Regions from separate parts of the Homo sapiens genome. Here region 2 is linked to region 1. Evidence: read pairs that join two places in POLR2A ChIA-PET (ENCODE). Cell type or tissue: Panc1. All regions are shown on one strand. Each heading gives the region's core, and the rest is flanking DNA. Links, peaks and the distances in the headings are about the cores only.

Region 1 (5,000 bases), core at 1-5,000:
ACCTCAGCCGGTTGCCCTGGCCGGCCCCAGTGGCCCTCCATGTGGGAGTATGGGAATGACCACCCCAAATGACAAATAGGGAGCAGGCCTTGGGAAGAGGGCCAGAACTTTCACTGACACCCTCTAGGGTCACAGGGCCAGGCCGCATGACTTGGCTGCTTTTGGGGGTGATACTGGGTGTGGAGGGATGCTCCCAGGCCAACCAGAGACAGGCTGGGCCTGAGGCTTCCAGCTTAGGACAGACAAGAGCCATGAGATGCCTGGGCCATCTGAAAAGCCAGTTGACTTCGTGCAGCCAAACTGGAAATACCAGCAGCCCCTGGGCAAAGGCCAGACCCGTTTCCCGTTTCTGATGAACAAAGAAGCATCAGCTGGGATGGCCATGGGAAGGCACACGGTGAGGAAGTGAGGATCGCTGCCGCTCAGGCCTCACGCTGGACAGGCACGACCCAGCCCTTCCGCTGCCCAGGTTCCCCCGTTCCCCGGGGATGCCTGGGTGTTGCTTGCTGTCTCTACCTGGGCCTGGGTCTGTGGTGGATTCAGGGTATAAGGCAGGGTTCTCTTTTTTTTTTTTTTTTTTTTTTGAGAGGGAGTCTTGCTCTGTCGCCCAGGCTGGACTGCAGTGGCGTGAACTGCAAGCTCTGCCTCCCGGGTTCGTGCCATTATCCTGCTTCAGCCTCCCCAGTAGCTGGGACTACAGGGGCCCGCCACCACGCCCGGCTAATTTTTTGTATTTTTAGTAGAGATGGGGTTTCACCGTGTTAGCCAGGATGGTCTCGATCTGCTGACCTCGTGATCCGCCCGCCTCGGCCTCCCAAAGTGCGGGGATTACAGGCGTGAGCCACCGCGCCCGGCCAAGGCAGGGGTTCTCAAACGGGGGGGATTCACTCTGCTGAGGGACATTTGGCATTGTTAACTGTCCACCTTGGGGGTACTACCAGCATTGAGTGGCCAAGGATGTTGTTAAACATCCTACACTGCCGGGGACAGGTCCCACACAAAAGGGGACATGTATCAGTTGTGCAGAGGCTGAGCAGCCTTGGCCTAGGGGAGAGAGGAGCCCCTCAGACCAGGGCCTTGGAGCTAGGCTGGCCCTGCCCCTACATGCCGTCACATACTTTGGGCCAAATGTGGTTCACAAAGGGCCCACCACCCCAACTTCACAACAGCCTGGAGAAGTCCAGGGTGAGTGTTGACCACCCCTCTCCACCCTCCACAGAGAGCGAGACAGGCCCTGTAGAGGAGAGTAGAGGCTGCTGGAGGCCTGCACCTCAGGCAGCCAGGCTCCTGCTGCTATGTTGGGCTCTGTTCCTTGCATTCCTCACACTAGGCCTGGCCTCACTGTTCCCAGCTCAGACCTGGTCAAGGATGCATCTCTGGACCTCCCCACTGCTCTACCGGGCCTCTACTCATTCACACTAACTACTCAACTATCAATAAACCTAGGAATGGCCATCCCACTATGGGCAGGGGAAGTAATCACTGGCTTCCATTATAAAACCAAAACCAAAGCTAACCTGCCAGCACAGGCTGTCCTGGTGCTGCCTACATGGCTCACTGGCTGTTGACCTGCTGTGGGACCTGGGCGTGTGGTTCCACCTCTCTGGGCCTCGAGCGCCCCATGGCCATAGTGATGCCTCACGGGGTTGTGTGAGGGTGAAATTAAAGGAGACGGTGTTTGGCCAGCAGGGCCCTGAGGAGGTGGGTGATGAAAGAGCCCTGTCCTCAGTCCCGGCCCAGCCCAGGGCTACTGGGAGACAGTGGGCAGGTCACTTTCCCTACCTGAGCCCACCAACCACCCACCCAGTACGGCTGACAGTCCTGGCCTCCCTGGGCAGTCCATCCCTCCTGGATGTTTTGTGGTCCTCTGTGTTGGTCCCCCACAGCCCACTGCGCCACTTCCAGTTCATGGGGCACCCACTGGGAGCTGGACACCTTCCCTGGGAGGGCCCCACCTGTACTGTGGCTCTATTCAGTCCTCACAGCAGCCTTGCAGCACAAGGATGAGTAGACCCTTTCATAGATGAGAAAACTGAGGCGTGGAAAGAAAGGCCTTGGTTGGCGTCCATTTGGTGCTAGGATTGGAGCCTGTTTGACTGGAGCTCAGGAATGCCTAGACCCTAGACCCACTCCAGGGGCTCCTGGGCTCAGCCCCCTCTGCCTCGCACCAGCGGGCTTGGCACAGTTGGATCACATGTCCTTTAAGCACATGTGGCCTGGAGGCCTGGGGGGATTGGGGGCAGGTTGCTGTAGTTTGCCCCAGCCCTGGAGCCCCCACCTTGCCTTGCCACCCGCTGAGAGCAGATGAAGCACCACCCGGCCGTCCTCCCCTGCCCTGACTCGCCCTTGACGTCCTCTCTTACTTATGAGGAAACTGAGGTCCCAGAGGGTCCAAAGACTTTTCCAGGGCACCCCTCTTGGGCCAGCCCCGGCATCCCTCCACCCATCTGCTGTCCTGTGCCGGGGGTGTCCCAGGAGCTCAGAGACAATGCAGCTTTGTGGGATCCTCCACCTCTGCGCACACGAGCCCAGAGTCTTGAGACGTTACCTCATCCAGGCCAGGCCCCGTGGGGTGGGGCCCATCCAGGCACAAGCTGGGGAGCAGGCCATGAGGCAAGAGGTGGGGGGCCCTGCTGCAGGCCCCCACCTGCTGCTGAGCCCCAGGTAGAACAGGCCTAAGAGTTGGAGGCCCGCCCTGCTGTGTGCTAAGGGAGACTAAGGCCCAGCAAGGGCCCGGGACTTGCTTCGAGTCACAGCGAGTCAGCGGCCCAGCCGAGGCCTGCGGCTCACACGGAGGCTGAGTCACTCTGAGATGGAAGTGGTGACTTTCCGAGCCCTCATCAGGACAAGGTTTGGGATGGGTGGGGACAGACACTGTCCAGAAGGGTCCTGATGCTGGCGGCCGATTTTCCAGGCTAAGGAGGGGTCTGTGGCCGGGCCAGGAGCCTGCAGGAGGCGGTGGAGCTGGGCTCGGTTGGGCTCAGTGACAGGGAAGGCCTCGTACCACCTCCAGGATCTTTGTCCGACTTCTCAACCCCGAGCGTGCTCCATGTTGGGTACAAAGTCACGAGCGCTAATTGTCCTGGGCCGTGGCCAGCTTCCTGCTGAGCTGGCTGTGTGCAAACCTGCAGCCTGCGGGGTGGGGGGCCGGCGAGGGCGGCCCTGGGAGCAGAGGCTTATCTGCCTTCTGCACTGGGCCCTATGAAAAGGCTATGGTTTATCCCACAGGTGGGCATCAGATGGGGACTCACCCACGGCCCACACCTGCCTGCCTCTGTGGTTGCTTGCCTGGGGCCACCCCAGCCACAGGGGTCTGGGACACGGAAAGGACTGGCAGGGCAGGAGGCTGGATGGCATGGCGGGCAGCTCTGCTCTCTCAGGCTCCCCTCCTCTCCCATAGCATTCACCTCACACACCCACTGCCTGATGCCAGCACTGCTCCTGAGATACACACCCAACCCCATCGCTCTTGCTGTAAATCCTCCCATGGCTCCCTACTGGCCCCAGGGCCAAGCTCAGGCTCTTAAGCCGGTGCAGGGTCTTTTACCAGGAGCCCGCCCCTGCTCGCTCTGCAGGCTCCATCACCCACCCCTCCTCCCCTGAGGTGCTCTTGTACAAAGGCCTCTCATGCCTGGTCTTTGAGTCCCTTCCCTGGAATGCTTCCCCACCTCCCCCTGTGACCTATGTCATCCTCTCCCGGGAGCCTCCCGGCCAGCCCTTCACACTTCAGGCTACTCCTCTGCGATCCTGGGCATTCAGCTTGTTTTCGTTTACCCCCTCAGCCTCCCCTTCACCTCCCAGGTGGGATCCTCATCACAGGCATCTCTGCAGCTGGAGGCCTCGGCAGGGGTTGATGACTATGTGAATGAGTGGGGTGAATAAGCTGGGGCCAGTGAGTGGGTGAGGGGACAGACCAGTACGTCACAGCTCAGCCTGACTAAGAACACGTCATAGCCGAGAGCCAGAAGCCGGCACAGAGCCCCTCGGGAGGGAGTGAGACTCCCATCACAGGAGGCATGCAGGCAGACCAGTCAGGAATCCCTGGAGTGGGTGTTAAAACTGAGATTCCCTGCCTGACCTCAGGCCTCCTGAGTCAGACCCTCAGGGCACCCAGGAGCATTTCTTACACACTGCCCTAGACAGGGGCCAGATGAGCCCCAGGTCCCCTTTACACCTGTGATTCTACTTCGGGATGCCCTTGGCCATCCTCGACACTTGGGTTCCAGCCAGGCTCGCCCTGTCCTTCCTGGGGTCTGCCGTGCCCAGCACCAGCCTTTACCATCTGCTCCTCCCTCACAGCAGGTCCTGCTACCTGGGGGAGGGAAGTCAGCACCTGGAGCTCATAACACACAGGCCCTTGGCAGCTCCAGAGACTCCACACTGGGACAGAGGGCCCTTATGTGTTCAGGGTCCAGGAAAAGGCCGGTGACGACCTGGCCTTGGAGCTGAGGCAGTTGAGGGGCCCGCTGTGCTCCTCATGCCCAAGGAGCCCTCTTCTCCTTGGGTCTCAGCTCCCTTGGCCACAGTCTCTGAGGGCCTTCCTGGCCTGCTCCTGGGCCAAACAGTGTAAGCCGGCACAGAATTGAATCTCTGACCATTTACAGGACCTGGCCTGGGTGCTGGGTGGTGTCCTGGCCATGGGGAAGGAGAAAGGTTTGCTGTGAGTCCTGTCCTCGGAGCAGAGCCCAGCAGAGACAGGGGTGTTGAGAAGCACAGGGGAGAGGCCGGGTAGGGCCACGCACCCTGGAGGGCCACAGACTTATCGGAGTATAAGGCACAGATTCTGCAGGGCAGGCCCCCTTCCTGCCCTCCTCTGGCTGCATCACCCCCTAGCCATCCACGAGACACTTCTAAAACGTGTGCACATCACCCTCCCGCTCAGGACCCCACCATAGCATCCACCACCCACGGCAGCATTTCCCAAGCTGGCTGGCTGTGTAAGCCTTTTCCTGCCTGATGCTGCTCTTCAGACACCTTTAGGGCCAAAGCCCAGACCATCT
Region 2 (12,064 bases), core at 6,850-11,849, 110 kb after region 1:
GGAGGTTGTGGTGAGCGAAGATCATGCCATTGCACTCCAGCCTGGGCAACAGGAGCGAAACTCCATCTCAAAATAAATAAATAAATAAATAAAATCATATACACTTATACAAGCGCGCACACACACAAACACAAATATATTGACACAAATACCCAATAACAACTATGAAGGTTATTTAGAAACACAGGAAAAATACTTAGGTTGTTACCTGAAAATGCCTGACACAGAATAATATGTATCTTTTCCAATATATGCCTATCTAGGCAGGCACGGTGGTATATGTCCATAGTTCCAACTACTCAGGGGGATCACTTGAGCCCAGGAGTTCAAAGATCATCCCACATAGCTTCCCAAAGCATTGGGATTGCAGGCGTGAGCTGCTGTGCCCAGCCATTACTTTGATATTTCTAAGGTAAAAATAAAACTCCAGCAGGGTATGGTGGTTCATGACTATAATCTCAGCACCCTGGGAGGCTGGAGCAGAAACATCCCTTGAGGCCAGCAGTTCAAAACCAGCCTGAACAACATAGTAAGACCCAGTATCTACAAAAAATTTAAAAATTAGCAGGCAGGGTGGTATGTGCCTATAGTCCTAGCTACTTGGGAGGCTCTGGTGGACTGCTTGACTGTAGGAGTTCAAGTTGCAGTGAGCTATGATCACGCCACTACACTCCAGCCTAGGTGACAGGGCAAGACCCTGTCTTAAAAAAGAGAGAATAAATAAATAAAACTCCCAGGCCCCCAATTAATTGTGAAACATCTGCCATTCTTACCAGCTTTGCACATCATGGAAGCCAGCAATTTAGAGACAATGGAGCCTCTTTTTCTCATCTTGCACTGCTTGCTGTAAGGAAAGTAGGGTATCACGCCAATGATGCTCTTGGCACAAGAGGTCTTACATGCATACACCATGATCAGGAGCTCCATGATGGTGGTGTTCACGTCCCTGTAACAAAGACACAGCAAATCTCATCAAGGGATCTACAACACAGTATTCCCTGTTCCAAAAAGTGTCAGCAGTGTGTTACTCATGCCTTTATACAACCTAAGGTGCAAGGCAGAAAAAAACCAACCAATAAATTCCTCTTTTCTCAGGCCTCCATAAGATCCCCCATCATCTGCTCTCAACTGACCACCCTACTTAAGTACTCTCAGAGGAGCGTGTCCACAAGCTCCCACTATGTGCATCTGTGCCCCAGGAGTCGGCCTGCCCTCAGTCATCAGTCAGAGGAAATTTCCATGCCAGTGGCCCTAAAATTAATCCCTCCAAATGGCACACCTATGTAAGGAATTCTCTCTCCTCTCCTGCCTCCACCACTGATAACCCATCGGCCACAAACATTCTGTTACTTCCATTAACACGACTCATAACCACTCTCCCCTCTGCTCCCCTTTGCTGTACATCTTACACTATCTCCAATTTATCTACTCTCAGTCTCTCCCAAATAGTCCAGTGAAGCTTTGTTTTCATAAAGGTCATCAGTGGCCTCCATGCGGCCATGTCCACGGTCACTTGGCTTCCAGAATGCCCCTCTCTGGTGTCCTCCTTCCACCCTTGGTTTCTTTTGCTGGTTCCTCTTCTCCCCAGCCTCACGTCCCAGGACTTGCTCATGTGTCCTCTCTTTCTGTTCCCTCTCGTCCTTTGGGCTTCTCATCTAATTTCACAGCTTCATAGATGGTGGCAACTCTCAAATTTACAACTCCAGTCCAAACTTGAGGATCTGCCCCTCCCCTCCTGCCTGGCCACACCTGACCCTGTTCAGTCCTCCCACAGCAGCTCACACCGCTAAGGGGCTTGCTCTAGGCGTTCCCACTGCCTGCAATGCTTTTCTCCCCACCTAGTCACCTGACTCTCCCTCACCTTCTCTAGTCTCTGTTCAAATGTCACCTCCACAATGAGGCCTACCCTGTCTGCCTCTCTCTGCCCTCTCACCACTATCATCTCACCATGCTGTCTTATTTTTTTCCAAACCATTCATCACCTTCTAGATAATCTATGTCTTTATTATGCTCACTTTATGTCTTCCTCCACTGGAATATAAACTCCACAAGGACAAGGACTTTCTCTGTTTTAATCATGGAGGCATCCTGCATACGTGTAACTAACTGTAATTCACATATTGTAGACATTCAAAATAAGTATTTGTTAATGAAAGAAGGAGTGAATGGAAACACAGAACATTCAGGTGAGTAGGTTCTCTGTCACTATACAACAAGTCTGACATCTGATGAGTTAAAAGAGACTTTCACCCTGTTAATTAACTTAGGAAAAAAAAAGATTTTCAGAAAAGTATTCTATGGGAAGGATAAGAGTGGAGGAACAAGGCTTTCCATTACTGAACTCAGATAAGGACAGTCTTGTTTGAAATACAGGAAAACTTCAGTTAATGGATGGAATTTTCTTAATTTTAAATTTCTCTTTTATTTTTAGTGCTAGCACTAATCTGTAGTAAAATGAAGTATAAGATGTATCTGACAACACTAAATCATTTTTTTGTTTGTTTGTTTTTGAGACGGAGTTCTGCTCTTGTTGCCCAGGCTGGAGTGCAATGGCATGATCTCGGCTCACCGCAACCTCCGCCTCCCAGGATCAAGCAATTCTCCTGTCTCAGCCTCCCGAGTAGCTGAGATCACAGGCATGCGCCACCATGCCCGGCTAATTTTGCATTTTTAGCAGAGAGAGCGTTTCTCCATGTTGGTCAGGCTGGTCTTGAACTCCCGACCTCAGGTGATCTGCACGCCTGGGGCCTCCCAAAGTGGTGGGATTACAGGCTTTTTTTTTTTTTTTTTGAGACAGAGTCTCACTCTATCACCCAGCCTGGAGTATAGTGGCGCCATCTTGGCTCACTGCACCCTCTGTCTCCTGGGTTCAAGCGATTCTCATGCCTCAGCCTCCCAAGTAGCTGGAATTAGAAGCGCATATCACCACGCCCAGCTAATTTTTGTATTTTCAGTAGAGACAGGGTTTCACCATGTTGGCCAGGCTGGTCTTGAACTCCTGATCTGCCCGCCTCGGCCTCCCAAAGCTCTGGGATTATAGGTGTAAGCCACCTCGCCCAGCCTTTTTTTTTTTTACTTCGAGATGGAGCCTTGTTCTTTTACCCAGGCTGGAATCCAGTGGCGTGATCTCAGCTCACTACAACCTCTGCCTCCTGCGTTCAAGCAATTCTCGTGCCTCAGCCACCTGAGTAGCTGGGACTACAGGCGCTCATGACCATGCCCAGCTAATTTTTTGTATTTTTAGTAAAGACAGGGTTTCACCGTGTTGGCCTGGCTGGTCTCAAACTCCTGGCCTCAACTGATATGCCCACCTCGACCTCCCAAAGTGCTAGGATTACAGGCATGAGCCACCACATCTGGCCCTCAACACTAAATGTTATTTCATGGTATTTCACAAAGAAGACCATGACGTCCAGACTCTGCAACATGGACAAGACTGAGAACCCGAGTTAACACAAGCTTATGTCAGGTATGGAACAATGCAAAATGAGACACGGAGAGAAAATGAAAGGGGTGCTGAGTGATTCTGATTAGAGGAATATGAAACTGACAAAAGACAGGGGCACAGGATAAGTATTGAAATGTACAAAAATAAACAACCAGAAGGACTTGAAAATGAGAAGGATCAGCAGTCACCCTTCTGAAGTCCTAAATTCTAAGTCCAGGGGTGCCCTCAATGCCTACCCATCCCCTTGGGTAATCCACACAACCTCTGTGCATTTATCCAATGGAATCACACTTGTCTGTAAGGACATAAAAGTACCACAGACACAGAAACCAAGGAGCCAGAAGCCGTTTAAGTTGTTCTGTGCCCGCCCCTTCCCTACCCCGATGCTGGAGGTAAAGGGTTAAGATGTGGGCACAGGTGAGTCCTCCACTTCCACCCTGGTTTGGTGGCAGACGTGGGAAAGGGGAAAGAGGACAGCAGCAGCAGGGGCAGTTGGCGCTCCGTGCCCCCACCTCCAGCTCTGCTGAGAATCCTGGGTGTCACAGCAGAAGGTGAAGCTAGGGCACCGTGGCAAAGGCCCTCCACACCCTTCCTCCTTCAGAGCACACCCGTTTGCCAGGGCTATAGGATGCAAGGACAGGTCTCCCCTGCCACTCCTCTTCCCAGGAGAGATGGGGGTTTTGTGACTTCATCCCAATAAACCAAAGACCAGGAGAGAAAATGTTCAAAATTTAGGTGAAAAAAATGTGTGTTCCAAGACTAAAGTCTCCCGAAATGGCCTTCTTTTTCCCTTTCGTTGGTTTTATATATGTATATACACAAATTAAGCATGCAGCAACTTTCAGACTCTCTAAGCTAAAAAATAATGCACTAGACAAACTGATTTCTAGACATTAAAAATTGTTCTGAGCGAAGAACTTCATACACAGAAGCATTTAGGGACATTTGTGGACAAACACACAATGGAAAGTGGGGCTTTAAGGCCAGGTGTGATAGGCTCACCTTCTATATTGCTGGAATCTCAGCAATATAGGAGGTCAAGGCAGGAGGATCACTTGAGGCCAAAAGTTTGAGACCAGCTGGGCAATACAGTGAGACCTCCATCTCTACAAAAAATGAAAAAACGAGGTGAGCATGCTGGTGCATGCCTGTAGTCCCAGCTACTTGGGAGGCTGAGGGAGGAGGATAGTTTGAGCCCAGGAGTTTGAAGTTGTAGTGAGTTATGATCTCACCACTGCACTCCAGACTGGACAACAGAGCAAGACTCTACCTCTTAGAAAAAAGAAAAAGAAAAAAAAAAAGTAGGGCTCCAGGTGATCACCCTCCCTTCCAGAGTGCCAGAGACAGCCTTGCTGCATTGAATCTTCTATACCTAGCTTAAACATATGTGACCAAACAATTTCCAGAACACAGGTGTGTCAAAGGTCACACCAGACAGGAATACACATTCCTTCAGTACAGTTTTTTATCCTCTCAGCTAATTTATGTAATAAAACAGTAAATAATGATCACTTTTATATGCAATAAAAGCTTAAAGAACCCCAACTAAGAAAGGTCTCCTCCCCTAGCCTCTGTTTCTTTTGGGGAGAGGAGGGAACTAGAAATGCTTCCTTGCAAGTTTTACAAAATTCTGGCTGTTAATTGTTAGGAAACTTAATGTATACTATTATCATTAACAGCCTCTACTCCAGGCTGGGCGCAGTGGCTCACGCCTGTAATCCCAGCACTTTGGGAGGCTGAGGCAGGTGGATCACCTGAGGTCGGGAGTTCAAGACCAGCCTGACCAACATGGAGAAACCCTGTCTCTACTAGAAACACAAAATTAACCGGGCGTGGTGACACATGCCTATAATCCCAGCTGCTCAGGAGGCTGAGGCAGAATTGCTTGAACCTGGGAAGCAGAGGTTGCGGTAAGCTGAGGTTGCGGTAAGCCGAGATCGCGTCATTGCACTCCAGCCTGGGCAACAAGAGTGAAATTCTGTCTCAAAAAAAAAAAAAAAAAAAGAGCCTCTACTCCAATACTTGGTTATTTCCACCCGTTAAGAACACTGAGTGGCTGGACACGGTGGCTCATACCTGTAATCCCACCACTTTGGTAGGCCGAGGCGGGCAGATTGCGTGAGGTCAGGAGTTCAAGACCAGTCTGGCCAACATGGTGAAACCCCGTCTCTACTAAAAATACAAAAATTAGCCAGGCGTGGTGGCGCCAACTGTAGTACCAGCTACTCGGGAGGCTGAGGCAAGAGAATCACTAGAACCTGGGAGGAGGTGGTTACAGTGAGCTGAGATTGCACCACTGCACTCCAGCCTGGGTGAAGGAGTGGGACTTTGTCTCAAAAAAAAAAAGAAAGAAAGAAGGAAAAACACTGAAAGAACATGTAAAAGTCAGCAGTTATGTCAGAAAACTTAGTTTTCTAAATTCTAAATTGGTAAGATATACTAATTTTAAGACTATTATAACTCTTCCTGGCTAGCCATCTATCATTATTTTAAACACTCATGCCTAAACTGAAACCCAGAAAGCAACACTTTTGCTGGATACTCACTTCGAAACAGTTTGGATGATGAAAACATCTTTTCCCCTCACAGACTCTTGAATTTGTACTCTTGTTTCTGGCAGGAAAAGGAAAAAGAAGAGAGGGAAAGGCATATAGTTCAAATTTTTCAAAATACACAAAAAAATCTGTATTATTCCCTAATGTAATAGAATATGGCAACTCAAACTGTTATAAGACTCAGTAGGCTTTAGATGTTACAAGGGATAATACACATACTGCCATTAATCACTTTTTAAAACACAGCTTTAAGAGAGAATTACATTTCTGACTTGAAATAAGTAAATGTATAATTCTCACCCCTTATATATACAAACAGTTGAGTGCTGTACCACTCCGAGCATGGTAACTTTTTTTTTTTTTTTTTTGAGACGGAGTCTTGCTCTGTCGCCCACGCTGGAATGCAGTGGTGCGATCTTGGCTCACTGCAAGCTCTGCCTCCTGGGTTCATGCCATTCTCCTGCCTCAGCCTCCCGAGTGGCTGGAACTACAGGCGCCCGCCACCACATCCAGCTAACTGTTTTGTATTTTTTTAGTAGAGACAGGGTTTCACCATGTTAGCCAGGATGGTCTCGATCTCCTGACCTCGCGATCTGCCTGCCTCAGCCTCCCAAAGTACTGGGATTACAGGTGTGAGCTACCGTGCCCAGCCTGAGCACAGTATCTTTATAGACAATCATAGGCCAGGCACAGTGGCTCATGCCTGTAATCCCAGCACTTTGGGAGGCCAAGGCGGGCAAATCACCTGAGGTTAGGAGTTCGAGACCAGCCTGACCAACATAGAGAAACCCCGTCTCTACTAAAAATACAAAATTAGCCAGGCGTGGTGGTGCATGCCTATAATCCTAGCTACTCGGGAGGCTGAGGCAGGAGAATCGCTTGAACCCAGGAGGCGGAGGTTGCGGTGAGCCGAGATTGTGCCATTGCACTCCAGCCTGGGCAACAAGAGCGAAACTCCGTCTCAAAAAAAAAAAAAAAAAAAAAAAAGAAAATTATATACTCATTCAATCAGCATCAATTATCAATTCAGAATGTATTAGGTACAAAACATTGTATGTTGTGAGAAACAAAGATAAATAAGACCTAATATCCCTACTCTCAAAATATGTGTGATCAGTCATAAAGAAACAATTAGACAAATCCATAATGGGACATTCTACAAGACAACCTCTTCACTGTCACAGGAAGAAAACGGAAGAGGTGAGGGGATTGTTCTAAAATAGAAGAGACTAAAGAGATATTTTTTAAAAAAAATCCCTTGAACTAAGAATCCTGGTTTGGGGTGGAGGTGTTGGAAAAAACAACTATAAAAGACCCTTTAGGCTGGGCACGGTGGCTCACACATGTAATACCAGAACTTTGGGAGGCCCAGGCAGGCGGATAATCTGAGGTTAGGTGTTTAAGGCTAGCCTGGCCAACATGGTGAAACCTCGTCTCTACTAAAAATACAAACATTAGCTGGGCTTGGTGGCACACACCTATAATCCCAGCTACTCAGGAGGCTGAGGCAGGAGAACTGCTTGAACCTGGGAGGCAGAGGTTGCAGTAAGCCAAGATCGCACCACTGCACTCCAGCCTGGGTGACAAAGCCAGATTCCATCTCAAAAAAATAAAAAATAAAAGACCCTTTAGGACAATTAGGGAAATGTGAATATAGGCCATATATTAGATGATTAAAGAATTGTTGTTGGGCTGGGTGCGGTGTCTCACACCTGTAATCCCAGCACTTTGGGAGGCCAAGGCGGGCAGATCACTTGAGGCCACAGAAAAAAAAAGAATTGTCCTTAATTGTTAAGTTAATTTTCTTTTCCTTTTCTTTTTTTTTTTTTTTTGAGACAAGGTCTTGCTCTGTTGCCCGGGCTGGAGTGCAGCGGCGTGATCCCAGCTCACTGCAACCTCCACCTCCCGGACTCAAGTGATCTTCCTGCCTCAGCCTCCCAAGTAGCTAGGATTACAGCTGTGTGCCACCAACCCTGGCTAATTTCTTTATCTTTGGTAAAGATGGGGTTTTGCCATGTTGCCCAGGTTGGTCTCAAACTTCTGGTCTCAAGTGATCCACCCACCTTGACCCCCACAAAGTGCTGGGATTACAGGTGTGAGCCACCATGCCCTGCCTGTAGTTAATTTCTTTAAATGTGATAATGGTATCATATTTATTTAGGTGAAAGTAATTATTCCTAGAGGATGCATGGTCAAGTATTCAAGGATTAACTGTCTGCAACTTACATTTTTTTTCTTTTTTTGGGACACATCTCGCCCTGTTGCCTAGGCTGTGGTACAGTGGTGCAAATATGGCTCACTGCAGTCTTGACCTCCCAGGCTGAAGAGATTCACCCAGCTCAGCATCCCAACGTGCTGGGATTACAGGAGTGAGCCACCGCACCCGGCCTGCACTTAATTTCAAATGGTTCGCCACATACATATTCATATGGCAAAATGTTAACTGTTCAAGCTAGGCGGTAGTTCACTGTACTATTCTTTCAACTTTTTTATATGTTTGAACATTTTCATTAAAAATGTAGGAAAATAGTTTGGGAGGCTGAGGTGGATGATCATTTGAGGTCAGAAGTTTGAGACCAACCTGGCCAACATGGTGAAAGCCCGTCTCCACCAACAACACAAAAAATTAGCCGGGCGTGCTGGCACACACCTGTAAGCCCACCTATTTGGGAGGCTGAGGCAGGAGTATCGCTTGAACCTGAGAGGCGGATGTTGCAGTGAGCCAAGATTGCGCCACTGTACTCCAGCCTGGGCAATGGAGCAAGACTCTGTCTCACACACACACACACACACACACAAAAAAAAAGTAGCAAAATGGGAACAGATTGTGAGGATAAGAGAAAAAAAAAAATGTTGGAAAAAACAGAATACAAGTTTACAAAAGAAATGTGGTATGATGTTAAGAAAATGAGCTTTACCAGCCTGAGCAAGATGGCAAAGCCCCGTATCAAAAAAAAAAAAAAATTATGGCTGGGTGTGTGTGTGTAGCTCACACCTGTAATCCCAGCACTTTGGGAGGCTGAGGCACGAGAATCACTCGAACCTGGGAGGCGGAGGTGGCAGTGAGCCGAGGTTGCCCCACTGCACTCCAGCCTGGGTGACAGAGCAAGACTCCATATTTAAAAAAAAAAAAAAAATAGCCTGGCAGCATGGTGCCCACCTGTAGTACCAGCTACTGGGGAGGCTAAGGTGGGAGAAGCACATGAGCCCAGGAGGCAGAGGCTGCAGTGAGCCCTGATCATGCCACTACACCCCAGCCTGAGTGACACAGAAAGACCCTGTCTCAAAAAAAAAAAAAAGAAAAGAAAAGAAAAGAAAATGAGCTTTAGAGTCAGGGAGATCTGGATTCAAACTGGACCTCGTACCTAACATCAATCCCTGAACTCCTGAACTCAGTTTTTCAGTATCTGGTAACAGTAAGAAATTCACAAATATTACTTCCTTCCTTCCCAATAAACACCAAGTATTTTCTCTCCCTTTATTCAGAAACTTGGAGAGTGGACCAGTCTCCTGGAGTCTTATGCCACTGCTTCTCCCTTTCACCTTCCCTCCTAGACTCCAGACAAAGAACATCATTCAATCCCCTCTAGAGGAAGAATCTTCTCCAAACTCTCCTTGCAGAGTTTAATTATACTTTTTCCCTACTGACGCCACATAGGGATCTTGGGAGACAGAAAAGAGGCAGGAACGGAGATAAACATGGGAACAGCAAAACTTGTGCCTTTTTATCAAAGCCTCCTGTAGGCTTTATAATATGTAAATATTTGATAAAATCCTGTAGAGGGGCCAGGCCTGGTGGCTCACACCTGTAATCCTAGCACTTTGGGGGGCTGAAATAGGAGAACTGCTTTTGCCCAGAGTTTGAGATAAGCCTGGGCAACATAATGAGACCCTTGTTCTACCAAAAAAAAAAAAAATGTTTTTTTAAATCTTCTAGTGGAAAAGGAACAGGAATAAGTATATATTGAGCACCTACTGTGTGCCAAAAACTGGTAGGCACACAAGTTATCCCACTTAATCCTCAAAACAGCCCTAATTTACAGTTTATTTATAGTTTAGAAAGGTTAAATAACTTGTCAAGGATAAGGTGTGTAACTCTCAAGCCCATGCAAGCTGTCCATCGCTCCTGCTAAAATAATTTCTTTTTTTTTTTTTTTCCCCTGAGACAAAGTCTCGCTCTTGTTCCCCCCCAGGCTGGAGTGCAATGGCACAATCTTGGCTCACTGCAACCTCCACCGCCCGGGTTCAAGCGATTCTCCTGCCTCAGCCTTCCCAGGAGCTGGGATTATAGGCGCCTGCCACCAAGCCCAGCAAATTTTTGTATTTTTAGTAGAGACAGGGTTTCATCATGTTGGCCAGGCTGGTCTACGAACTCCTGACCTCAGGTGATCCGCCCACCTCGGCCTCCCAAAGTGCTGGGATTACAGGCGTGAGCCACCACGCCTGGCCTAAAATAATTTCAAATATCCACCATTGCTAAAGAAATTACAAAGATCACTTTCTATTTATTTATTTATTTATTTTTGAGACAGGGTCTCACTCTGTGGTATGATCACACTTCACTGCAGCCTCCACCTCCTGGGCTCAAGCGATCCTTCCACCTCAGCCTCCCTAGTAGCTGGGACTACAAGTGCAAACCACCACTCCTGGCTAATTTTTGTATTTTTAGTAGAGACAGGGTTTTGCCGTGTTGCCCAGGCTGGTCTCAACTCCTGAGCTCAAGGAATCTGCCTGCCTCAGCCTCCCAAAGTGCTGGCATTAGATGCATGAGCCAGCACACCTGGACCTACAAAGGTTAAATAACACTTCTTTTTACAACTTGGGAGAATTATGTAATGACATGTATCAATTAGCAAAAAGTATTTCTTAACAATATTTTATGAAGTCTAACCCAAGGCAGCTTAGGTGCAAATAAAGACTAACTAAAACTGCGGTCACACAGGATTTAGTCATCCTGTCTAAGGTGACAGGATTTACTCATCCTTCCTAAGGTGACATAAATTTAAGCAACAGTTGAGCTCATGTTCATTCAGTTGACCAGCTGGTTCAAATATGTCTGCAGCTTTTACTGAATGAAGTCTCAGAACTGCAGTTCAAGCCCCAGAAATGACTTGCACCAGGGTTAGATATCTAGCTGGTATTAGTGAGAGCTAAAAAACCACTCTGTTCTACCTTGCCTGCCTGACTTCTTGCTAATGGAAATGTACAACTGAATCAAATCGTTTCAATAGTAAAGGATGAAGGACGGAGCCAATATGCCACATTTCACAAAAAGGTCAATGTTCCACATGCCCAAGATAGCTCACCTCTGTTAGGTTCCTGGTAAACCTGCACTTTGCCCATCTCCACCCCTAGCCGCCTAGAGAAGAGAAAGGGGGAAAAAGCTGAAAAAGTAATAGAAGAAACCCAGTATCTTTACTATTTAAGGAGACTCGTAAATCGATAAGAGTAAAATAAAATAAAGTTATTCTTCTTATAAAATTTAAAGTCAACATTAAATTGTTACATCAATCCATTACCTAGCCCCTCACCCCAACCCCATGTCTCCCCAGGAAGGACTATGCAGTCCCGCTCTGCCTGCCTCACTAGCCATCTTCCTTGGACACTCTGTACTCCAGCCCACGTTCCTGAGACACACCAAGAACTCCTCCTGCATGCTGCAGAGGCTTGGAATCTGCTGTCCCCTCTGCTTGGGGGGGTTCTGCCTCCAGACCTTCACTTGGTGGCTCATTCAGGTTTCTCAACTCACACACCATCCCTTCAGTTTAAAAGCACTTCAGCACACATGCTAAAGCAGAACAACCTGCCCCATCATTACTTTCACACAGTTTTCTTCATAGCATTGACATCATCTGAAATTACCTTGTTTGTTTTGTTGACTTGATTTCTGTTTGGCTCCCATACTAAAATGTAAATTTCATAAAAAGGATGGATCTTGACTCACTGATAATCCCCAACATCTAGATCAAGGTCTAGTACACAGTAGTAGGGGTACAATATTTGTTTAATAAATATCTAAAATTATACTAAACTATAAGCTATAAGTTATTTCATATAATAT

Evidence for each region. ChIA-PET counts read pairs that join two places held together with the same protein. Peaks named below come from ENCODE experiments on the same cell type or tissue, not always from the same donor. Only the 100,000 strongest peaks of a DNase experiment are listed, where the experiment ranks them.
Region 2: POLR2A ChIA-PET joins it to region 1 with 8 read pairs; 2 of 35 experiments call an interaction of 5 or more read pairs at or near these places.

Annotation. Positions count from the first base shown.
Region 1 is chr17:18,979,917-18,984,916 of GRCh38, reverse strand. All of the region lies in intron 9 of SLC5A10 (solute carrier family 5 member 10), which reads right to left. The region is part of intron 3 of FAM83G (family with sequence similarity 83 member G); the gene reads left to right. Among named protein-coding and RNA genes, the nearest start is that of FAM83G, 22 kb to the left of the region's middle. RefSeq lists enhancers at 1,521-2,475, 2,476-3,430, 3,431-4,386. In Panc1, for the core only: no CTCF peak of the experiment used is centred there; a DNase peak (open chromatin) is centred at 2,788; H3K27ac peaks cover 532 bases.
Region 2 is chr17:18,866,580-18,878,643 of GRCh38, reverse strand. PRPSAP2 (phosphoribosyl pyrophosphate synthetase associated protein 2) reads right to left here. Exons shown (of 12, transcript NM_002767.4): 4 at 11,310-11,362; 5 at 5,995-6,061; 6 at 774-946. Among named protein-coding and RNA genes, the nearest start is that of PRPSAP2, 14 kb to the right of the region's middle. In Panc1, for the core only: no CTCF peak of the experiment used is centred there; no DNase peak of the experiment used is centred there.